Linked DNA regions of Homo sapiens: regions 2 and 3 are each linked to region 1. Evidence: chromatin loops called from intact Hi-C (ENCODE). Cell type or tissue: chondrocyte. All regions are shown on one strand. Region 1 holds the start of EHD2 (EH domain containing 2). Region 2 has its middle 14 kb from the start of C5AR1. Region 3 holds the start of TPRX2 (tetrapeptide repeat homeobox 2).

Region 1 (8,000 bases):
CCGGGCACGGTGCCCTCAGTGTCCCCGTGCATGACGGCCACAAAGCAGTCGGTGGTGGGCTCAGGCCCCACGCGGGAGCCGGGCACCTCCTGCTCCAGCAGGTACTGGATGAAGCTGGTCTTGCCCGTGCTGTACTGGCCGGCCACCAGCACCATGGGCTTGCCGTCGAAGTCTGCGTCCTCCAGGGCCGGCGAGTGGAAGGCCCCAAAGCGGTAGTGCTCCTCCAGCGGCAGCAGCTTCGTGCGGTACAGCTCCTTGAGGGCCGAGGTCACCGTGCGGATGGCCTCGGGCTGCTGGCCCCGTGCCCCGCCCCGCTTCAGCCAGCTGAACATGGTGGCTGCACACCGCTCACGGGGTTCACGGAGAGACGTGCAGATGGAGAGCTGCCTGTGGGAGGGGGAGAGGGCATGAGCATAGGCGGCCCAGCCAAGGAGGAAGAAAGGGGTCTGAGTGTAGACTGTCTGGGTGACAGGATGGGTGGAGGAGGAGGAGGAGCACAGATATTTGTGGTCACAAATATGTGGTCACAGAGCATGGATGGCAGGTGGCAGGAGGAAGAATGGAATTGGGCCAGGCGCGATGGCTCACACCTGTAATCCTAGTATTTTGGGAGGCTGAGGTAGGAGGATTGCTTGAGGTCAGTAGTTGAAGACCAGCCTGGGTAAAATAGTGAGACCCCCATCTCTACAAAAAAAATAATTAGCTGGGCATGGTGGTGCATGCCTGTAGTCCTAGCACTTTGGGAGGCTGAGGCAGGAGGATTGCTTGAGCTCAGGAGTTCAAGGCTGCAGGCTGCAGTGAGCTATGATCATGCCGCTGCACTCCAGCCTGGGCTACAGAGTAAGACCCCATCTCAAAAAAAAAAAAAAAAAAAAAGGCCAGGCACAGTGGCTCATGCCTGTAATCCCAGCACTTCGGGAGGCTGAGGCAGGTGGACCACCTGAGGTCAGGAGTTTGAGACCAGCCTGACCAATATGGTGCAATCCTGTCTCTACTAAACATACAAAAAATTAGCCAGGCCTGGTGGTGGCCACCTGTAGTCCCAGCTACTTGGGAGGCTGAGACAGGAGAATCACTTGAACCCAGGAGGCAGAGGTTGCAGTGAGCCGAGATCCCGCCACTGCACTTGACAGAGCGACACTCCATTTCAAAAAAAATAGGGAGATCGTAGCGAACCAGCTGAAGGAGGAGAAAGATTAATGGTGACATGGTTGAAGAAGGGGGATTGATGGTGGTAGTGGAAGACCAAGAGATGGACAAGGCGAAGGATGCAGAAGCTGCCTGGAAGAAACGGATTCCTTAATCGCTTCATTCATTTCTTCCTCCCTTCTCCCTTCCATCATTTGACACCTTTTCACTGAAATCACTCACTCCATGCTTCAGGCACTGTGGACCCAGAAATGAGCCAGAGATCATCCCCTACCCACCCAGGGCCCCCAGTAAGGACCCAGACACATGCCAGACATCCAGAGGAGGGCATGAGAAACAGACCACAGCACCAGTAAGACTCAGGGCAGGGTTGACTTTTGAGCTGCTCCATGAAGAGCAGGCAAGACAAGGGGATTTAGGCAGAGAGGACGGTGCGTGCAAAGGTCTGGGGATGTGAAAGGTCCTGGTGTACTGGGAGCCATGAAACATCTGGGTAGGTGGCCAGACACAGGGGCACAAAGAGGAGGGGTGAGAAATGGAGCTGAGAAGGTTGCCTGGGTGCACCCAGGTCATGAGGGCTGTTGGGTGTTAACAAGAAAAATAATGCAACATTTATGATCACTGCATGCCAGGTACTGTACTAACTCACTTAACATTTATAACCCTGTAAAGTAGGTCTATTATCATCCCTGCTTTGCTTTGCTTTTCTTTCTTTTTATTTATTTATTTATTTATTTATTTATTTATTTATTTATTTGGAGATGGAGTCTCACTCTGTAGCCCAAGCTGGAGTGCAGTGATACAATCTCAGCTCACTGCAGCCTTCACCTCTGGGGCTCAAGGGATTCTCCTGCCTCAGCCTCCCAAGTAGTTGGGACTAGAGGCATGCACCACCACACCCAGTTAATTTTTTTTTGTATTTTTAGTAGAGATGGGTTTCACCATGTTGCCCTGGGTGGTCTCGAACTCCTGAGCTCAGGTGATCCACCCACCTCAGCCTCCCAAATTGTTGGGATTACAGGTGTGTGCCACCATGCCGGCTCATCTCTGCTTTTTTAACAAGGCAAAGGAGGCTCAGGAAGACAGCAATAAATTACCCAAGATCACTTAGCTGGAAAATGCTCAAGCTGGGACTCAAACACAGGCAGCCTGACCTCAGAGGTTGCAATCCTATTATAGGTCTAAAGATCTGAGTTAGGGAGGTTAGCCATGACCAACCCAGGAGCAATGAGCACCTCCAGCACCCAGACTGTGTTCTCTATCTTCCCTTACTAGCCTTTTATTCACCGTAGGATCTGTAGTGATGTCCCCTCTTTCATTCCCGATATCAGCCACAGGTGTGGGTATTTGCTTTTTTTAAAAAAGAAAAACAAAAACGATTGCTCCCCGTTGATGCTTATGATTTTACTGATCTTTTCAAAGAATCAACTTTTGGTGAGATGGGAGTCTCTAAATACCATTCCCCACTAAAAGAACCTGGGACTCCTTAGAGAAATGGTGGATTCCAGGGCGGGGGCAGGGAAGAACAAGTGAGCCTGGGTCAGAAGGTGAGGAAGTGCTCAAAGGCCGATAGGGCATGTTACAGGGACAGAGGACCCAGCTTGCAGGGGTGCCCAGTGGCCAAACATGGGGCAATTTGAGCATCAAAATAACTGCAAATCAAATATGCTAAAATCCATAAAATCATGAGACTTAAAAGGGGTGGCCAGGGAGTAGGGGAGATAAAAGCAAAAGGAGTTCGTAAAGGAGTGGCAAGAATGGAAAAGAGAGGCAGGATCTGGGATGTGGGCAGAGGGAGAGGGCTCTGGGCGGTGTCCCAGGCAGGGAGGGCCCTGAGAGAGAGCTGGGGAGAATGCTATCAGCGGTGGCCGATGGAGCTGGTGAGGCAGGAGAGGGGCTCTTGAGTGGCTGGAGGGACCAAGTTAGCTGATATGGATGAGGGCGTGGAGGGAGACCCTGCAGAGAGGATCTCTTCTAGCCCAGGGGATAGGGAGGGGTGTTGGGGGAGGATGGAGGAGACTGGGGGAGTGTGAGAGGCTGCGAAAGACTGGAGGAAGAGTGGGAGGAAGAGTGGGAGGAGTGGGAAGAGTGGGGGACATGGTTACAGACTGGGGGGACTGGTGAAGACTGGGGGACACCTGGGGAGACCGTTACAGACTGGGGACAGGGTGGCAGGGAGCAGGGGTCAGGCATGAGGAACCAGGGCAGGCTTGGGCGGGGGTCGGGAGGCGACAGCTGCGGTGCTGGGAGCACTCACCGACGGGGCGCGCTGGCGGCTGCAGCGGGCTGGGCAGGCTGGGAGAGGGTGGGGTCCCGCGAGGATCCGAAGCGCCCGCGGAGCGGCCTGTGCTCGCGGTCCCGTCCGGAGCCGTCTGAGCCGGGTGGGGCCCGGAGCGGGGAGGACGGGAGGGAGGACAGGAGGGAGGGGCGGGACGAGGCGCCCCCCTCAAAACCGGGCGCCCGGCCTCTGGCGCCCCCTTGTGGGGAGTGGGGAAGACGCCTTAGCACGGCGGGCGAGAGCTCCAGCGTCCAGCCTGGGGTTCGAATTCCGCCTCCACCTCCAGCGTTGGGCTGCTCCCCAGTCTGTCTCTCTTCTTAACACGGGAATCACAACAGCAGCAGCAATAATAGTAACAATAACAGGTCGGGCGCCCTGGCTCACGCCTGTAACCCTAACACTTTGGAAGGCCAGGGTGGGAAGATTGCTTGAGGCCAGGAGTCCAAGACCAGCCTGGACAATATAGCGAGACCCCATGTCTATTAAAAATAATAATAAATAATAAAATAATTTAGCCAGGCACAGGGGTGCACACCTGTGATCCCAGCAACTTGGAAAGCTGAGGTGGGAGGATAGCTTGAACCCAGGAGGTCAAGGCTGCAGTGAGCTATGATTGTGCCACTGCACTCCAGCCTGGGTGACAGAGCGAGACCTCACCTCTAAAAAAAATAATAGGACGGGGCGCGGTGGCTCACGCCTGTAATCCCAGCACTTTGGGAGGCCGAGGCGGGTGGATCACTTGAGGTCAGGAGTTCAAGACCAGCCTGGCCAACATGGTGCAAACCCATCTCTACTAAAAATACAAAAAAATTAGCTGGGCGTGGTGGCGGGCGCCTGTAGTCCCAGCTATTTGGGAAGCTGAGGCAGGAGAATCACTTAAACACAGGGGAGGTGGAGCTTGCAGTGATTGCGCCACTGCACTCCAGCCTGGGGACAGAGCAAGACTCCATCTCAAAAATAAATAAATAAACAAAAATTAGCTGGATGCAGGCACGCACCTGTAGTCCTAGCTACTTGGGAGGCTGAGGCTCCCAAGTTCCAGAATCACTGGAACCCAGGAGGCAGAGGTTGCAGTGAGCCAAGATCACGCCACTGCACTCCAGCCTGGGTGACAGAGTGAGAATCCATCGCAAATAAATAAGTAAATATAATATTAATATTAAAACTTAAGGGAGTTGATGAAACTTCTCAGCTGACAACCCTCCCTGGCTCTCCTCTCTCTCAGAGTAAAAGCCGAAGTCCACACCAAGGCCCACAAAGCCTAGCATGATCCACCTACATCTCCCCTGTCCCCCTTCCTCAGGCGGCTCCAACCGCCGTGGCCTCCTCACCATTCCTCAGACACACCCCCAACCCTCCAAGTTCATGGCCTTTGCACTTGCTGACTCCTCTCCATGGAGTACTTTCCCCATAGGGATCTGAATGCCTCACTCTCTCCCCTCCTTCAGGTCCCTGCTCAAATGTCACCTCCTCAGAGAAGTCCTCCAGGATCACCCTGGCTAAGGTAGAACCCACTCTCTACCTCTTATCACTGCCCTATTTTTCTCCACAGCCCTCCCAACCACTCTGCATATTCCACATTTCTCTGCCTAAGGGACTGTCTTTGCCCTGAGAACATGAGCCCCGTGAGGGCTTTGCACAATGCCCAACTCCCTGCAGGGGCTCAGTAAACATTTGTAGAAACAATCCCTAATGTTGACTGAGCCATTCCTATGTGCAGGCACCGCTCTGAGCTCTTTGCATGCATGTATTAGCTCATCGAACCCTCATCATATCTCCAAGAAACAGGAGTTTTGGGGTTTTGGTTTTTGTTTTTGTTTTTGAGACAGTCTTACTCTATCGCCCAGGCTGGAGTGCAGTGGCACGATCTCAGCTCACTGCAACCTCCGCCTCCTGGGTTCAAACTATTCTCCTCCCTCAATCTCCCCAGTAGCTGGGATTACAGGTGCATGCCACCACACTTGGCTAATTTTGTTTTGTTTTGTTTTTTTGAGTCAGAGTCTCGCTCTGTCGCACAGGCTGGAGTGCAGTGGCACGATCTCGGCTCACTGCAAGCTCCGCCTCCCGGGTTCACGCCATTCTCCTGCCCCAGCCTCCCGAGTAGCTGGGATTACGGCGCCCACCACCATTCCCGGCTAATTTTTTGTATTTTTAGTACAGACAGGGTTTCACCATGTTAGCCAAGATGGTCTCGATCTCCTGACCTCGTGATCTGCCCGCCTCGGCCTCCCAAAGTGCTGGGATTATAGGCATGAGCCACTGCGCCCGGCCTAATTTTGTGTTTTTAGCAGACAAGGGGTTTCACCATGTTGGCCTGGCTGGTCTCGAACTTCTGACGTCAAGTGATTTACCCACCTCAGCTTCCCAAAGTGCTGGGATTATAGGCATGAGCCACCATGCCCAACTGAATTGTATGCTTTAAATGGGTGAATTGCATGGCTTCTGAATTATATCTCAATAAAACTGATATTATATATTATATTATTATAATTATAACATTTTATTTATTTTTTCTATTTTTTTTGGAGGTAGACTCTTGCTCTGTCACCCAGGCTGGAGTGCAGTGGCGCGATCTTGGCTCACTGCAACCTCTGCCTCCCGGGCTCAAGCGATTCTCGTGCCTCAGCCTCTCGAGTAGCTGGGATTACAGGCATGCACCAGCAGGCCCAGCCAATAACATGTTACTATAATATTACTATTATATATATAATATATAAAAGGTCTGGAGCTTAATGATAACTTACGTTAATGTTGTTACTGCTAGGAGACAGGCCCTGTTCCAAAAGCATCACCTAAATCATCTCCCTTCCCCCAGGAGGGCAAGTCCTGTTATTATTGTTATTATTATTATTATTGCTATGTCTCAGATGGGAAAGTTGAAATACAAGGAAGTAAAGTCTCAGAGCTGGGTGCAGTGGCTCATGCCTGTAATCCCAGCACTTTGGGAGGCTGGGGCAGGGGATTGCTTGAGGCTAGGAGTTCAAGACCAGCCTGGGCAACATAGTGAGACCCCATCTCTGCAAGATAAAAAAAATCTAAAAATTAGCCGAGTGTGGTGGTGCACACCTGTGGTCCCAGCTACTCGGGAGGCTGAGGTGGGAGGATTACTGGAGCCTAGGAGGCCGAGGCTGCAGTGAGCTGTGATCGCGCCACTGCATTCCAGCCTGGGTGAAAGAAGAAGACCCTGTCTCAAAAAAAAAGAAAGTAGAGTTTGGCCTGCCAAGGTGTGGAAGAACTCGGAGTTGAGCCAGAGTTGTCTGATGGGAGAGTCTTGTTTCACTTCTACCCCAGGGCTTCTCAACCTGTTGCAAAACATTCTGGAGGATCGGCTGGGCGCGGTGGCTCACACCCGTAATCTCAGCACTTTGGGAGGCCGAGGCGGGCGGATCACAAGATCAGGAGATTGAGACCATCCTGGCTAACACGGTGAAACCCTGTCTCTACTAAAAATACAAAAAAATTAGCCGGGCGTGGTGGTGGGCGCCTATAGTCCCAGCTACTCTGGGGGCTGAGGCAGGAGAATGGCGTGAACCCGGCAGGCGGAGCTTGCAGTGAGCCGAGATCGCACCACTGCACTCCAGCCTGGGCGACAGAGTGAGACTCCGTCTCAAAAAAAAAAAAAAAAAAAAAAATTCCGGAGGATCTGTGAACTTAGATGTGGGGGGAAAAAGACAGCTGGAGTTTTCACTAAAATTCAGAGTTTCTGTCAACCACAAATGTTAGCAGCAAAGCACAGCGTCATCAGCAGGACCTGGGTCCCCGCCACCCAGAGGAATCACTGATGCGTTCATCGGTTTGCAGTTGTGGATTTTTTTTTCTTTTTTCTTTTTTTTTTTTGGAAACAGAGTCTCACACTCTTTCCCAGGCTGGAGTGCAGTGGTGCGATCTCAGCTCCCTGCAACCTCTGCCTCCCAGGTTAAAGCGATTCTCATGCCTCAGCCTCCCCAGTAGCTGGGACCACAGGTGCCTACCAACAAGCCTGGCTAATTTTTTGTATTTTTTAGTAGAGACGGGGTTTCACCATGTTGCCCAGGCTGGTCTTGAACTCCTGAGCTCAGGCAATTCACCCGCCTTGGCCTCCCAAAGTGCTAGGATTACAGGCATGAGCCACCGCACCCAGCCCAGTTGTGGATATTTTCAGCGATTGTATACACTCATCGCTCACTGGCCCCACAGCCAGCTCTCTCTAATGAATGCATTGAGGCAGGTTGGCTCACAGCCCAGTCTGCCATGTACTACATCTTTGGGGCCTCAGTTTCCTCACCTGCAAGCTGGGCCTATTAGTTCCCACGCTGGGGCTGCTGTGAGGACCAGATATGCTAACCCATGCGGTTCCCTGTTTAGTAAAGGTTGGTCACTGCTGTTCTGTTCTTCCGCTCGCCTGCAGGCAGTCAGCCTTGCAGAACTGAGTCCCGGAGCCCGTGGAAATTGTGGACGAGTCCTTGTGAGTAATCAGGAGGGGTCTTTCAGGAGAGTCTCTCCGAGAGTTTTGTGATCCAAGGATGTTAAGAAACAGCCATTTAGGCTGGGCGAAGTGGCTCACACTTGTAATCCCAGCACTTTGGGAGGCCGA
Region 2 (8,000 bases), 420 kb after region 1:
TGTGCCCATGCAGTTATCCGACCCTGGCCTGACCAACTTACCAGAAACTCTAGCACCACGGGGGGTCTGAGTAAGGCCCAGAGGCCGCAATAAGCACCGGGGGAGGGATACAGGCAGGAGGAAGCTGGAGGATGCGCCAAGCTGAGGGCATCTCAAAGGCGGGCAGAAAACATCAGCACCAGCAATAATAATAAAAATAGGGCCGGGTGGCTGGGCCTGGTGGGTCATGCCTGTAATCCCAGGACTTTGGGAGGCCGAGGCGGGCGGATCACGAGATCAGGAGTTCGAGACCAGCGCAGCCAACATAGTGAAACCCCGTCTCTTCTAAAAATACAGAAATTAGCCGGGTGTGGTCACACACGCCTGTAGTCCCAGCTACTCAGGAGGCTGAGGTAGGAGAACCACTTGAACCCAGGAGGCAGAGGTTGCAGTGAGCTGAGACCATGCCACTGCACTCCAGCCTGGGTGACAGAGCAAGACTCCATCTCAAAAAAAATAAATAAATAAAATACACAATTTAGCCAGGCATGATGTCACTCGCCTGTAATCCCAGCACTTTGGGAGGCCAAGGCAGGCAGATCACGAGGTCAGGAGTTCGAGACCAGCCTGTCCAACATGGTAAAACCCCATCTGTACTGAAAATACAAAAATTAGCCAAGCGTGGCGGCATGTGCCTATAATCATAGCTACTCGGGAGGATGAGGCAGGAGAATTGCTTGAACCTGGGAGGCGGAGGTTGCAGTGAGTCAAGATCATGCCACTGCACTCCAGCCTGGGCGACAGAGCAAGACTCCGTCTCAAAATAAATAAATAAATAAAATACACAAATCAGCCAAGCATGGTGTCACGCACCTGTAATCCCAGCTACTGGGGAGGCTGGGGCAGGCGAATCACTTGAGCCCAGGAGGCAGAGGTTGCAATGAGCCGAGATGTCGCCATTGCACTCCAGCCTGGGCGAACAGAGCGAAACTCCATCTCAAAAATAATAATAATAATTTTAAAATAATAGTAATAATCATAGTGCTTGCTCAGGACCAGGGGCTCTTCTAAGCCTTCATAACCAACAAAGTAGGTGGAGATGAGACGTGCAAGCTCACAGAATGCAGAATGGAGGCCAGGCGTGGTGGTTCATACCTGTAATCCCAGCACTTTGGGAGGCTGAGGTGGGAGGATCACTGAGCTCAGGAGTTCGAGACCAGCCAGGCCAACATAGCATGACCCCATTTCTACAGAAAAAAATTGTTTTTGGCCAGGCGCGGTGGCTCACGCCTATAATCCCAACACTTTGGGAGGCCGAGGTGGGCGGATCATGAGGTCAGAAGATCGAGACCATCCTGACTAACGCGGTGAAACCCCGTCTCTACTAAAAATACAAAAAATTAGCCGGGCGTGGTGGTGGGCGCCTGTGGTCCCAGCTACTCGGGAGGCTGAGGCAGGAGAATGGCATGAATCCAGGAGGCGGAGCTTGCAGTGAGCCGAGATTGCACCGCTGCACTCCAACCTGGGCAACAGAGCAAGACTCCGTCTCAAAAAAAAAATTGTTTTAAATTAGCCAGGCACAGTAGCACACACCTGTAGTCCCAGCTACTCAGGAGGCCGAGGTGGAAGAATCACTTGAGCCCAGGAGTTATCCGACCAGCTGCAGTGAGCTGTGATTGTGCCACTGCACTCCAGCCTGGGCAACAGAGTAAGACTGTGTCTCTAAAACAACTAAAAAAAAAAAAAAATACAGAATGGAAGCTGATATTATTACACTGAAAATTCTAGAATTCTCTAATTCTAAAGTTGTAAGTGTTTAAGAGTGTGATTCGAGTCGAATGTTGCTTACCTGAGGCTGAGAAGGGAAGGTGGGAGGGAGACATAAAGAAAAATGGGTTAATGGGTACAAAAATACAGTTAGAACCAGATGCAGGGACTCACACCTATAATCTCAGCACTTTGAAGGCCGAGGTAGGAGGATTGCTCGAGGCCTTGAGTTTGAGACCAGCCTGGCCAACATGGCGAAACCCTGTCTTGATTAAAAATACAAAAATTGGCCGGGCACAGTGGCTCACACCTTAATCCCAGCACTTTGGGAGGCTGAGGCGGGCAGATCACGAGGTCAGGAGATCGAGACCATCCCGGCTCATATGGTGAAACCCCATCTCTACTAAAAATACAAAAAAATTAGCCGGGCATGGTGGCGGGTGCCTGTAGTCCCAGCTACTCGGGAGGCTGAGGCAGGAGAATGGCATGAACCTGGGAGGCAGAACTTGCAGTGAGCTAAGATCGCACCTCTGCACTCTAGCCTGGGCAACAGAGCAAGACTCCGTCTCAAAAAAAAAAAAAAAAAAAAAAAAAAAAAAAAAATTAGATGGGCATGGTGGCACATGCTTGTAATCTCAACACTTTGGGAGGCTGAGGTGGGGAGATCACTTGAGGTCAGGAGTTCAAGACCAGCCTGGCCAACATGGCTAAACTCCATCTTTACTAAAAATACAAAAATTAGCTGGGAGTGGTGGCGGGTGCCTGTAATCCCAGCTATTTAGGAAGCTGAGGCAGGAGAATCACTTCAACCCGGGAGGTGGAGGCTGCAGTGAGCAGAGATTGCACCACTGTACTGCAGCCTGAGTGACAAAACAAGACTCTGTCTCAAAAAAAATACAAATAATAAAATAATGAAGATGCTAACCTGAGCTGGCTTGAGGAACAGGGCAAACGGGTCCAGGTGGGGAGTCCCCTTCAGTTACCCAACTTTAAGGCCATAGCCCCCTCGCTACCAAAGTGTGTTTTCTCGATCCGCATCATCAAGCTTCCTGGACATGTTAGAAATGCAAGATCTTGGCGGGGCGCAGTGGCTCACGCCTGTAATCCAGCACTTTGGGAGGCCAAGGCAGGTAGACTGCCTGAGGCCAGGAGTTCGAGACCAGCCTGACCAACATAGTGAAACCCTGTCTCTACTAAAAATACAAAAAATTACCTGGGCGTGGTGGTGGGGGCCTGTGATCCCATCTTTCACTCGCGTCCGTGTGAAGACACCACCAAACAGGCTTTGTGTGAGCAATAAAGCTTTTAATCACCTGGGTGCAGGAGGGCTGAGTCCAAAAAGGGAGTCAGCGAAGGGAGATGGGGTGGAGCTGTTTTATAGGATTTGGGTAGGTAAAGGAAAATTACAGTCAGAGGGGGTTGTTCTCTGGCTGGCAGGGGTGGGGGGTCACAAGGTGCTCAGTGGTGGAGCTTTTGAGCCAGGATGAGCCAGGAGAAGGAATTTCACGAGGTAATGTCATCAGTTAAGGCAGGGACTGGCCATTTTCACTTCTTTTGTGGTGGAATGTCATCAGTTAAGGCAGGAACAGGCCATTTTCACTCCTTTTGTGATTATTCAGTTACTTCAGGCCATCTGGATGTATACGTGCAGATCACAGGGGATATGATGGCTTAGCTTGGGCTCAGAGGCCTGACACCATCTACTCGGAAGGCTGAGGCAGGAGAACTGCTTGAACCCAGGAGGTGAAGGCTGCAGTGAGCCGAGATCACACCACTGCACTCCAGCTTGGGTGACAGAGCGAGACTCTGTCAAAAAAAAAAAAAGAGAGAGAGAGAGAGAAGGAAAGAAAGAAGAAAGAGAAGGAAGGGAGGGAGGGAGGGAGGAAGGGAGGGAGGGAGGGAGGAAGGAAGGAAGGAGGGAGGGAAATGCAAGAGCTGTGGTCCTGCTCCAGCCCTGCTGAATTAGAACCTGCATTTTAACAAGACCCCCAGGTGATTCCTGGTCACCTTTAAGGTATAAGAAGCGCTGAATGAGTACGTCACCAGGAGACACTGGCCGGTTCCCTTCCTGCTATCATCATGTAGATGGCGCCCCCTTGTGGAGATTTTATTGAGACAAGGTTTGGCTCTACCGCCCTGGCTGGAGTGCAGTGGCGAGATCTCAGCCAACTGCAGACTCGAACTCCTGGAGCAATCTTCCCACTTCAGCCTCCCGAGTAGATTGGACTACAGGCACGCGCCACCATGCCTGGCTGATTTTTTTTATTATTATTGGAGAGATGAGGGGGTGTCTCGCTATATTGCTCAAGCTGGTCTTGAACTGCTGGCCTCGGAGATCCTCCTGCCTCAGCCTCCCAAAGCACTGGGATTGCAGTCATAAGCCACTACACCCAGCCAGCCTTCTTCCTTTATGGCAGGGGGTCTATCTCTTGTTGGATTTGATCATGGGTGCGTGATTTGTAATCAGCTGAAAATCTGAAAGCACGGCAGAGATGTTTTCTTGGAAATAAGCAATTTGTATTCTTTTTTTTTTTTTCTAGACAGAGTCTTGCTCTGTCACCCAGGCTGGAGTGCAGTGGTGCAATCTCGGCTCACTGCAGCCTCCACCTCCCGGATTCAAACGACTCTCCTGCCTCAGCCTCCCGAGTAGCTGGGTTTACAGGCGTGTGCCACCATGCCTGGCTAATTTTTGTATTTTTAGTAGAGACAGGGTTTTGCCATGTTGCCCAGGGTGGTCTAGAATTCCTGACCGCAAGTGATCCGCCTGTCTGAGCCTCCCAAAGTGCTAGGATTACAGTCATGAGCCATTGCACCTGGCAATTTTCTCCATTTTAATAAGCCCTCCAAGAAGGTAACAAGGTCTTGTGGGCAAAGAAATACATATGAAACTACATCAACATCTACAGAAGAGTGGCAGATTTGCTTGGGTTCCCCAAACGCAGATTCTGAGACAATGACTTGGGTGATGGCAGTTTATTTGGGAGGTGATCCCAGGAAGCAGGAGTGAGTTAGAGAACCAAGTCAGAAACAAGGCCAGGCGCAGTGGCTCACACCTGTAATCCCAGCACTTTGGGAGGCCAAGGCAGGCAGATCACCTGAGGCCAGGAGCTCGAGACCAGCCTGACCAACATGGTGAAACCCTGTCTCTACTAAAAATACAACAATTAGCCAAGTATGCTGGCGGGCGCCTGTAATCCCAGCTACTTGGGAGGCTGAGGCAGGAGAATCTCTTAAACCCGGGAGGCGGAAGTTGCACTGACCCAAGAACACACCACTGCACTCCAGCCTGGGCGACAGAGTAAGACTCCATCTCAAAAAAAAAAAAATAAGAAAGAAATGAGAGAAAAGCCAATAAGCGCGTGCTGATCAGTGCGTCACAGCTGGGGGAAACCGGGGCTCAATACGGCTGGGGATGCTCTGAGAAACCAAGCAGAAAATACCTCCGAATCTTCCCACTGAAGGATGAGGAGTGGGCCGGCGTGGTGGCTCAAGCCTGTGATCCCAGCACTTTGGGAGGCCAAGATAGGAGGAATGCCTGAGGCCAGGAGTTCATGATCAGTCTGGGCAACATAGTGAGATCCCATCTCTCAAAAAAAATTTGTTTTTCATTAGCCAGACATGGGGCTTGTGCCTGTAGTTCCAGCTATTCGGGAGGCTGAGGAAGGAGGATCATGAGCCGGGCACGGTGGCTCACACCTGTAATCCCAGCACTTTGGGAGGCCGAGGCAGGTAGATCCCTTGAGGTCAGGAGTTCAAGACCAGCCTGGCCAACACCGTGAAACCCTGTCTCTACTACTAATACAAAGAAATCAGCCGAGCCTGGTGGCACACACCTGTAATCCCAGCTACTCACAAGGCTGAGGCAGGAGGATTGCTTGAACCTGGGAGACAGAGGCTGCAGAGCCGAGATCTCACCACCGCACTCCAGTCTGGGTGACAGAACAAGACTCTGTCTCAAAAAAACAGAGGCCAGGGCGGTGGCTCACACCTGTAATCCCAACACTTTGGGAGGCCAAGGTAGGAGGATCACGAGGTCAGGAAATCGATACCATCCTGGCCAACATGGTGAAACCCCGTCCTGGCCAACATGGTGAAACCCCGTCTCTACTAAAAATGAAAAAAAGAGCTGGGCATGGTGGTGCACGCCTGTAGTCCCAGCTACTCGAGAGGCTAAGGCAAGAAAATCGCTTGAACCAGGGAGGCAGAGGTTGCAGTGGGCCACGAGCCAAGATCATGCCACTGCACTCTGGCCTGGTGACAGAGCAAGACTCTGTCTCAAAAAAAAAAAAAAAAAAAAAAAGAGGAAGATCTCTTGAGCTCAGGAGATGGAGGCTACAGTGAGCTATGATCACACCACTGCACTCCAGCCTGGGTTAGAGTGAGACCATGTCTCTAAAAAATAAAAAAAATGAAAATTCAAATTTTTTTTTAAATGTAGGCTGGCCAATTGGACTTCATCAAAATGAAAAGCTTTTGCATTTTTTTCTTGAGATGAAGTTTCGCTCTTGTTGCCCAGGCTGGAGTGCAGTGGCACAATCTCAGCTCACTGCAACTTCCGCCTCCCAGGTTCAAGCGATTCTCCTGCCTCAGCCTCCTGAGTGGCTGGGATTCAGCCCTGAGCCACCACACCTGGCTAATTTTTTGTGTTTTTAGTAGAGATGGGGTTTCACCATGTTGGCCAGGCTGGTCTCAAACTCCTGACCTCAGGTGATCCACCTGCCTCGGCCTCCCAAAGTGCTGGGATTATAGGCGTGAGCCACTGCATCCAGCCAGCTTTTGCCATTATTATAAAGGCAATTTAAAAATAAATAAAATAAAAATGAAGGAGGAAGTGGCTGGGGCATTGATGCAGCAAACTCGCCTGGCCTTTAGGGAAGAGCTTCCCAGGGGCGTTACAAAGGAAGACATTACACATCCCCACACTTTTGGGGTGCACCTGGGGTCCAAGTAGGTTCCATGGTGCCAGAGAAAACCGAGAGGAGAGGGCTAGGCCCGGTGGCTCATGCCTGTAATCCCAGCACTTTGGGAGACCAAGGCAGGCAGATCACTTGAGGACAGCAGTTCGAGACCACCCTGGGCAACACGGTGAAACCCCGTCTCTACTAAAAATACAAAAATTAGCCAGGCGTGGTGGCACGAGCCTGTAGTCCCAGCTACTCAGGAGACTGAGACAGGAGAATTGCCTGAACCCAGGAGCCAGAGGTTGCAGTGAGCCGAGACTGCACCACTGCACTCCAGCCTGAGTGACACAGCTAGACCGTGTCTCAAAAAAAAAAAAGAAAAAAGAAAACAAATTGGTTTCTCTACTTCACCTCTAAATCAATGCTCAAAAAAAAAAAACCCTCAAAATTATCAGTTTTGTTTTTTGGATTTTTTGCGTGTTTGGTTGTTATTGGTAGAGACTAGATTTCACCATGCTGCCCAGTCTGGTCTTGAACTCCTGGGCTCAAGCAATCTGCCCGCCTTGGCCTTCCTAAGTGTTGGGATTACAGGCGTGAGCTGCTGCGCCTGGCCATAAACTACCATAGTCTTAAGAAGCAGTGAATTGTTACCTTTTCTGAGGCATATAATTGCCAGCATACCCAGGAGGCCCAAATATCTCAGTTGGGCTTGGAAGAAACTATTCCCAATGAAGTAGAGCTAATAAGGCATGTAAACTACACATAACAAACATCCTCAGAGAAATGACGGAGGATAATGGCAAGTCGAAGCGAGAAGAGGAGGTTATGAAGCAGAAGCTAACGGGAGATGAGGGATATGAAAAACTCAATTATTGAAATAATTATGTGTTGGATGGTGTATCAGAGGGCAGAATAGACAGGGCTTTAAAAATGAATAAATGAGGCCAGGCTTGGTGGTTCAGGCCTGTAATCCCAGCACTTTAGGAGGCTGACACGGGAAGATCGCTTGAGCCCAGGAGCTCAAAATTAGCCTGGGCAACACAGCGAAAGCCCATCTCTATAAAAAAATCAAAAAATTAGCTGGATGTGGTGGTGCACACCTGTAGTACCAACTACTGGGGAGGCTGAGGTGGGAGGATTGCTTGAGTCCAGGAGATCGAGGCTGCAGTGAGCTATGTTCACACCACTGCACTTCAGCCTGGCGCGGTGGCTCACGCCTGTAATCCCAACACTTTGGGAGGCCGAGACAGGCGGATCACGAGGTTAGGAGATGGAGATCATCCTGGCTAACATGGTGAAACCTTGTCTCTACTAAAAATACAAAAAATTACCTGGGCGTGGTAGTGGGCGCCT
Region 3 (8,000 bases), 150 kb before region 1:
CAGGGATTTGACTGAGAACAGCAGTACTCAAGCTTTGCACACTGGAATTGCCTCAGAGCTTTAAAACATACTGGTGCCCCACCCCACCAACCTCACTATTTTTTTTTTTTTTTAAGAGATGGGGCAGGCCAGGTGCTGTGGCTCAAACCTGTAATCCCAATGCTTTAGGAAGCTAGATGGGAGGATAGCTTGAGCCCAGGAGTTCGAGACCAACCCAGGCAACATAGCAAGACCCCATCTCTACAGGAAAAAAATTAAAAATTAGCCTGGCTTGGTGGCACATGGCTGTAGGCACAGCCACTAGGGAGGCTGGGATGAGAAGACTGCTTGAGCCTAAGAGTTCAGGGTTGCAGTGAGCTATGATCACACCACTGTACACCAGCCTGGGTGACAGAGTGAGACCCCATCTCAAAAAAAGAAAAAAAGAAAAAAATCAGGCCAGGTGCGGTGGCTCACGCCTGTAATCCCACTACTTTGGGAGGCCGAGGCGGGCAAATCACCTGAGGTCAGGTGAGGTCAGGAGTTCGAGACCAGTCTGGCCAACATGGTGAAACCCTGCTCTACTAAAATTACAAAAAAAAAAAATGAGCTGGGCGTGGTGGCAGGCGCCTGTAATCCAAGCTACTCGGGAGGCTGAGGCAGGAGAATCACTTCAACCCAGGAGGTGGAGGCTGCAGTGAGCCTAGACCGTGCCATTGCACTCCAGCCTGGGCAAAAAGAGCAAAACTCCATCTCGAAAAAAAAAAAAGAAAATCAGAAACTAGATCCAGAGACCTAGGATGAAGCAGGGTGTTAAAGCAAGAGGTTCTGGCCTGGCACAGTGGCTCACACACTTTGTAATCCCAGCACTTTGAGAGGCTGAGGCAGGAGGATCACATGAGATCAGGAGTTCAAAACCAGCCTGGAAAACATGGTGAAACCCTGTCTCTACAAAATATACAAAAATGCCAGGCTTGGTGGCTTATGCCTGTAATCCCAGCACTTTGGGAGGCTGAGGCGGGTGGATCACAAGGTCAGGAGATCGTGACCATCCTGGCTAACACGGTGAAACCCCGTCTCTACTAAAAATACAAAAAATTAGCGGGCGTGGTGGCGGGCGCCTGTAGTCCCAGCTACTAGGGAGGCTGAGACAGGAGAATGGCGTGAACCCGGGAGGTGGAGGTTGCAGTGAGCCGAGATTACGCCACTTCACTCCAGCCTGGGTGACAGAGCGAGACTCCATCTCAAAAAATAAAAATAAAAATAAAAAAATTAGCTGGGTTTGGTGGTGGCAGGCGCCTGTAGTCCCAGCTACTCAGGAGGCTGATGCAGGGGAATCGCTTGAATCCGGGAGGCAGAGGTTGCAGTGAGCCAAGATCGAGCCACTGCACTCCAGCCTGGGAGACAGAGTGAGACTCCCTCTACAAAAAAAAAAAAAATTGGCCCTTTTCCCCCTCTCTCTGATCCTTACAAGACAATGACATTTCTACCTGCACTGCCTCCATCTCCATCCCGGAGCATGCAGGGCAGTATTAGCTTGAACTTGACCCATTTGTCGAAGGTACAATGAACTGTTCTCATACGTACCCTGAATCCTTTCTTGTTATGCTTTTTGGCTACAGGCAGGAAAACAAGAGAAATTCTTGCTCTTGCCAAGACAGACATGGGGAATTTCGAAGGCCCGCCTTCTGAACGTCACCTCGTCCCCTCTTCCTTGGTCCAGTGAGAAGTCCAGATGCTTCCCTTGGGGATGCCCAGAACACAGCCTGGGATGATGAGGAGAGGCGGGAGAGCTTCCTAGGAGATGGTAAAATTCCCTTGGAATTTTCGGTTTCCAAAGGGAGTGAAGGGGGCTGCTTGCTTGGGTGAAAAAGGAGGGAAATTGAATGGAGAAGATATAGCCGGGGGCAGTGGCTCCTGCCTGTGGTCCCAGCACTTTGGGAGACATGGGCTGGAGGATTGCCTGAGCTCAGGAGTTCGAGACCAGCTTCAGCAACATGGAGAAACCCTGTCTTTATCAAAAAAAAAAAAAAAAAAATAGCCAGGCACAGTGGCATGCACCTGTAGTCCCAGCTACTCAGGAGGCTGAGGTGGGAGAATTGCTTGAAACTGGGAGGCGGAGGTTGCAGTGAACCGAGATCACACCACTGCACTCCAGCCTGGGTGACAGAGCAAAACCCTGTCTCCAAAAAAAAAAAAAAAAAAAAGAATTGAGGCCAGGAGCAGTGGCTCATGCCTGTAATCCCAACACTTTGGGAGGCTGAGGTGGGTGGATCATCTGAGGTCAGGAGTTCAAGACCAGCCTGGCCAACATGGTAAAACCCCATCTCTACTAAAAATACAAAAATTAGCTGGGCGTGGTGGCTAGCCCCTATAATCCCAGCTACTAGGGAGGGTAAGGCAGGAAAATAGCCTGAACCTGGGAGGTGGAGGTTGCAGTGAGCCGAGATTGCATCACTGCAGTCCAGCCTGGGCAACAGAGCGAGACCCTGTCTCCAAAAACAAGAAGAATTGAGGAGATTAAAAAGAGAGGAATTCTGTTCTACTTAATCCATTCACTTTCTGTTCAGCTAATCAGGGCATGTGCAAACTCCATCTTCATTCATTAACAAACTAATCCGTGGCCCGGCCTGGTGACTCATGCTTGTAATCCCAGCACTTTGGGAGGCCGAGGTAGGTGGATCACCTGAGGTCAGGAGTTCCAGACCAGCCTGGCAAACATAGTGAAACCCCATCTCTACTAAAAATATAAAAATTAGCCGGGCGTGGTGGCGGGCACCTGTAATCCCAGCTCCTCGGGAGGCTGGGGCAGGAGAATCGCTTGAACCGGGGAGGCAGAGGTTGCAGTGAGCTGACATCGCGTCACTGAACTCCAGCCTGGGTGACAGAGTGAAATCCTGTATCCAAAAAAAAGAAGAATTGAGGAGATGAAAAAGAGAGGAATTCTGTTCTACTTAATCCATTCACTTTCTATTCAGCTAATCAGGGCACATGCAAATTCCATCTTCATTAATAAACTAATCCATTTTCCATTCATTGATATGCCTGCAGGGCCCTGGAGCACCACCGTCCCTCCCCTAGGCCCAGGATGTGATTCTGAATCTACAGTCAGACTGGACCACCTCTCCCCCATGCCCCCAGAATGTCCACAGGGGCTCCCTCGCCTACAATAGATGGATTAGATTCCTCCCTACTCTTCCCACACTGTCAGAGTCTGACTGGTGTGAAGTTCCGGTGTTTTTGTGTGTATTTTACTACCAGGGTCGGCTAGATAAGGAGGAGCTTTCATTACATCCTGGAAGTCTGTCCCCCGCACACACGCACAGCCGTCCTCCCTTCCCCCAACATCTGATCTAATTCTCTCTCTGCTTTGCTGAGGCTGGCCTGGCCTAAGAGGATTAGAGCATTTGCTAAACGGGACCAGGACAGGCAGGGTCAGAGAACCCGCTGTGGGGAGACCCAGGGCCAGGATGGCCACTAGGGGGCGGCAGAGGAAGCGAGACGCGGAGAGGGGTGTGGAGTGCTGAGGAGAGGCACTCGTCGGCTTAGCAGCAATCAATGTCCACAAAGTAACCATGAAGTTTTATTCATTTTTAAATTTACAATGTCCAGCTAAGTTATGAGAATTCAAAAGAATTGAACTAGGTTCCTGGAAACAAAATAAACAGATCAACTGAATTCTATGTGCAAGACAAACATTTTTTTAAAATAAGAAATTTAAAATACCATGTAAAATATCAGACAATAATAAAAATGAAGTGCAAGAAATAAATCTACAGAAAGATGCATGCAAGAGCTCTGTGATTAAATAATAACATTTCAGCCAGGCACGGTGGCTCGCGCCTGTAATCTCAGCACTTTGGGAGGCCGACGGGGGTGGATCACCTGAGGTCAGGAGTTCAAGACCAGCCTGGCCAACATGGTGAAACCCCATCTCTACTAAAAATACAAAAATTAGCCGGGCGTGGTGGTGTGCTACTGTAATCCCAGTAAGCCCAGCTACTCAGGAGGCCGGGGCAAGATAATCACTTGAACCCAGGAGGTAGAGGTTGCAGTGAGCCAAGATTGCACCACTGCACTCCAGCCTGGGCGACAGAGCGAGACTCTGTCAGAAAAATAATAATAATAATAACAATAACAACATTTCATGAAGAACCTTTGTAAAACACCGATTGAATGAATATAAATAAGTACTAGGTCGACTAGACTTTGTAAAAATTTCAATTTCTCCCAAAAACACTTCTAAATTTCATGTCATTCCAATTAAAATTCCAACAATTTTCTTGAAGAAACTTGAAAGCTCAAGTCTGGGCAACATGGAGAAACCTTGTCTCTACAAAAAATACAAAAATTAGCCAGGTGTGGTGGCCCACACCTGTAGTTCCAGCAAGTCAGGAGGCTGAAGTAGGAGAATCACTTGAACGTGGGAGGCGGAGGTTGCAGTGAGCCAAGATGGCACCACTGCACTCCAGCATGGATGACAGAGTGAGACCCTGTCTCAAAAAAAAAATAAACTTTTATAACAGTTTTTGTCCATCAAGTCTGATTTTTAAATTGAGTTTTTTCTTCTACTGAAGAATGAATCTGCTGATGAATGTTTTGAATGCTATGCACAGTGATCTACTTAACAAAAGCAAGAAGACGAACCACATAATAGGAGATCCTCGCAGAATATTAACTCCCAATGGAGTTTTATTTTAAAACATCGTGGCCGGGTACAGTGGCTCACACCTGTAATCCCAGCACTTTGGGAGGCTGAGGCAGGCGGAACACTTTGAGGTCAGGAGTTCAAGACCAGCCTGGCCAACATGATGAAACCCCATCTCTACTAAAAATACAACAATTAGCCAGGCACGGTGGTGGGCACCTGTAGTCCCAGCTACTCAGGAGGCTGAGACTCTAGAGAATCACTTGAACCCAGGAAGCAGAGGCCGCAGTGAGCCAAGATCGTGCCACTGCACGATAGCCTGGGTGGCAGAGCAAGGCTTTGACTCAAAAAAAAAAAATTATAAACATTTGTAAAGAAATCAACTACAAAAAATGGGCCAAAAAGACCATGAATAGTCACTATTTAATAAAAATGAGAAAATATTCAAAAAAAAAAACGAAAAATAGTCACTATTTGAAAATGCCTAATACCCATATGAGAATTTCTCAATCTCTCAATCATCAGGGAAATGGATATTACAACCACAACAAAACCACAAGTCACTGGATCGACAAACATTAAAAAGTCTCACAAGCCTCAGTGTTGGGGAGGACATTGACCAGAAGGAGGGCTGGGAAAAGCCCTTAACAAAGCTCTCAAGCGGCATCCACTAATGCCAAACATCCCAGTGAGCAGCGACTCCAGTCTCAGCAGAGAAACGCTCAGGCTCAATTCAAATGACAGGCAGGCACATTCACAGCAGAGCCACCTGTGATGGCTGCACAGTGAAGACAGCAAATGTCCACCTGCAGCAGGGTGGGTAAAGGGTGATGCATTCACTGCAGAAAGTCACCAGCAGTGTAGATCAGCCACTCCAGGCCCTCTGGGATCTGAAGAACTTTGCAGGCACAGGCCCCCTATAAATCCAGTAATGACCTGGGGACTGAGTGATTTTTGTCCACGAAGCCATCCTCCTCTTTGTACTGAGACGTCGTGGTGGAGAGTGAGGATTCCTCGAACCGGTCTAGGAGCGGGAGCAGCTTGGTGAAGTCAGGGTATAACTGGGTGTCTGGCGACAAGTTGGAGGCATAGGGGCTCTGAGGCCACAAGGCGCCTGGGGCTGGGGTTGGGAGTGATCCTGGGCCTGGCATCAGGGTTCGGCCTAGGACTGGGTCTGGGATTGGGCCTGGGCAAGAGATGGGGGCTGGTATTGGACCGGGGATCGAGACTGACAGTGGGCCTGACATTGGGCCTAAATTCGGGGCTGGGCCTGGGACTGGGCCTGGGATCTGGGCTGGGCCTGGGATAGGGGCTGGGATTGGGCCAGGGCCTGGAGCCGGGACAGCCTTGAGGCCCTCCTGTGTTCCACACTCAGGGCCACCCCAGGTCCGGGGGAGGCTGTAGATCTTCGGTTCTGCTGCTGGGAGGACTCCCCAGGGGCCCGGCTGAGGGGAGATCCAGGAACCCCTGCCCTGCGGGAACTCAGGACCCCCAGGGAAGGAGGCAGCGGCTACAGGGACTAGGGGCGCAGCGCGGGCTCCTCGGCCTCTCTGCCCAGGGACGCGCTGGGGCTGCTGCTGGAGCCGCCGCTCCCGAGCTAGTTTGGCGCGGCGATTCTTGAACCACACCTGGGGGGCAGAGGGGACAGGGAGAAGGTGTGAAGGAGGGACTCGCGCGGCCCGGGTGAGCCGCTCGGGGGCGGCGCCGGCCTCAAAACTCTCCCGGTGTTCACCCCCACCCCGCACCCACCATATGAGGGCCCCCGGCTCCCAGGCCTGGAGAAGGGAGGGAAGAGGGAGGGGAAAGTAGGGGGAGGAGGGTGGGGTGGGAGGGGAGGAGCCGGGTCTGCCGCCCAGGTGCCCGGGGGGCCAGGGAGGGTTCCAGGGGAGGGACCGCGGGTTCTCACGGGTGCCTGAGGTCCGGGCACCGGGAGACCCCGTGGGGGACAGCCTGGGCCGATCATGTGGGCGAGTTTGGGCTAGCATAGAGTTGGAACAGGACTCAGGATGCAGCCCGGGTCTACACTGGCGGGACCCCTTGCGTGGCAGGGCGGGAGGTGGTCGGGCGGGCCAGGCCCCGGTGAGTGACAGCGGTGGGGAGGCTCCTTGGGGTGACTGGGGCGGGCGGGGTGGGGGTGGGGGTCAGACCTGCAGCTGTTGCTCCCTGAGGCTGAGCATCTCCGCCAGATTCAGTCGCTGGTCGTAGTTCGGGTACTGGTCCTTCTGAAAGTAAAATTCTAGCACTTTCTGCTGGCTTTCAGTGTAGACCGTGCGCTCCTGCCGCTGTCTCCTTGGAGGGTCCAGGGCCAGGGGAGGGCCTGGGGGTGGGAGGGAAACAGGTCACAGAAACCCCCAGGCAGCCCCCAGCCCCCCTAGGGACCCCGTCCCCTGCGCCAGGCCAGGAGCCCAGGCAGTGTGGGCTGGGGCGGCACCGCGGATAGCAGCCTGGTATCCAGACCAGACCTTGCACCTCTCTGGGCCTCAGGGTCCACATCTAGGAAATGGGCGCGATAACAGCTCCTGGGAAGGCAGGCAGCGTAGGCGCCTCACCTCGGAGCAGACGGGGCTGCCTCAGGCCTGCTCAGCCCTCCCCAGCTGCCCCGTCCCCTCCCATCCAAGGGTTATAGGGACCCTGACACTTGCAGGGGAGCCGCCACCTGCCCAGTCCTCTGCTCCACTCAACTGCATGGTTTAATTTCTTTCCTTCTTTCTTTTTCTTGGAGGGGATCTCGCTCTGTCACCCAGGCTGGAGTGCAGTGATGTGATCACGGCTCAAGTCAGCCTCCACTTCCTGGGCTCAAGGAACCCCCCGCCTTAGTCTCCCGAGTAGCTGGGACCACAGGTGTGCACCACGACCCCTGGGTAATTTTTGTATTTTTGCTAAAGACGGGTCTCCACTATGTTGGCTCGGCTGGTTTCAGAGTCCCGGGCTCAAGTGATCCTCCCACCTTGGCTTCCCAAAGAGCTGGGATCACAGGCGTGAGACTCTGCGCCCAGCTGCATGATTTTTCATTTCCCAGACACCACTAAGTTCTCCCCCGTCTGCAGGACAGGAAGCCGCCCGCACAGGCCCAGCCCTTCTCTGGCTGCCCAGATTTGCACTCTGCAGCCTCAGCCACAGGATCAGCCCAGGCCCCTCACACCTCTGTCCCTGCTCACCTTGGAGATGACCAGGGTCTTGCATCCTGAGTCCTGATCTGTTCCCAAACACAAGTGTGTACTGACAAGGGCTTGGCTCTTAAATCACTTCTCTGCTGTGCCCACCCTGGCCCACCCTGCCAGGACCCTCCGTTTCCCACCCTGCCCTGCAGTCCCGCCCCCTGGAGGAGTTGAATGGTGGATTAATCCCTCATCACTGATCAGGTACTGCCTGC

The links. Hi-C counts contacts between places; a loop is a spot of excess contacts. Peaks named below come from ENCODE experiments on the same cell type or tissue, not always from the same donor. Only the 100,000 strongest peaks of a DNase experiment are listed, where the experiment ranks them.
Region 2: a loop joins it to region 1, with 5 times the contacts of the local background. A loop is called at or near these places in 26 of 110 quality-filtered maps.
Region 3: a loop joins it to region 1, with 5 times the contacts of the local background. A loop is called at or near these places in 8 of 110 quality-filtered maps.

What each region holds. Positions count from the first base shown.
Region 1 is chr19:47,708,945-47,716,944 of GRCh38, reverse strand. EHD2 (EH domain containing 2) reads right to left here and starts at 3,523. Exons shown (of 6, transcript NM_014601.4): 1 at 3,407-3,523; 2 at 1-387. The coding sequence starts at 332. RefSeq lists a silencer at 3,547-3,646. In chondrocyte, a CTCF peak has its summit at 3,626 (motif pointing left); no DNase peak of the experiment used is centred here.
Region 2 is chr19:47,292,152-47,300,151 of GRCh38, reverse strand. No RefSeq gene overlaps it. Among named protein-coding and RNA genes, the nearest start is that of C5AR1, 14 kb to the left of the region's middle. In chondrocyte, a CTCF peak has its summit at 3,858 (motif pointing left); no DNase peak of the experiment used is centred here.
Region 3 is chr19:47,859,057-47,867,056 of GRCh38, reverse strand. TPRX2 (tetrapeptide repeat homeobox 2) reads right to left here and starts at 7,822. Exons shown (of 3, transcript NM_001397347.2): 1 at 7,786-7,822; 2 at 6,775-6,944; 3 at 5,336-6,255. The coding sequence starts at 7,810. The coding sequence ends at 5,545. LINC01595 (long intergenic non-protein coding RNA 1595) reads left to right here. Exons shown (of 4, transcript XR_936006.3): 2 at 1,602-1,786; 3 at 2,550-2,652; 4 at 3,031-3,767. RefSeq lists enhancers at 2,380-2,879, 2,880-3,381. In chondrocyte, CTCF peaks have their summits at 3,222 and 3,443 (motif pointing right); DNase peaks (open chromatin) are centred at 3,451 and 6,048.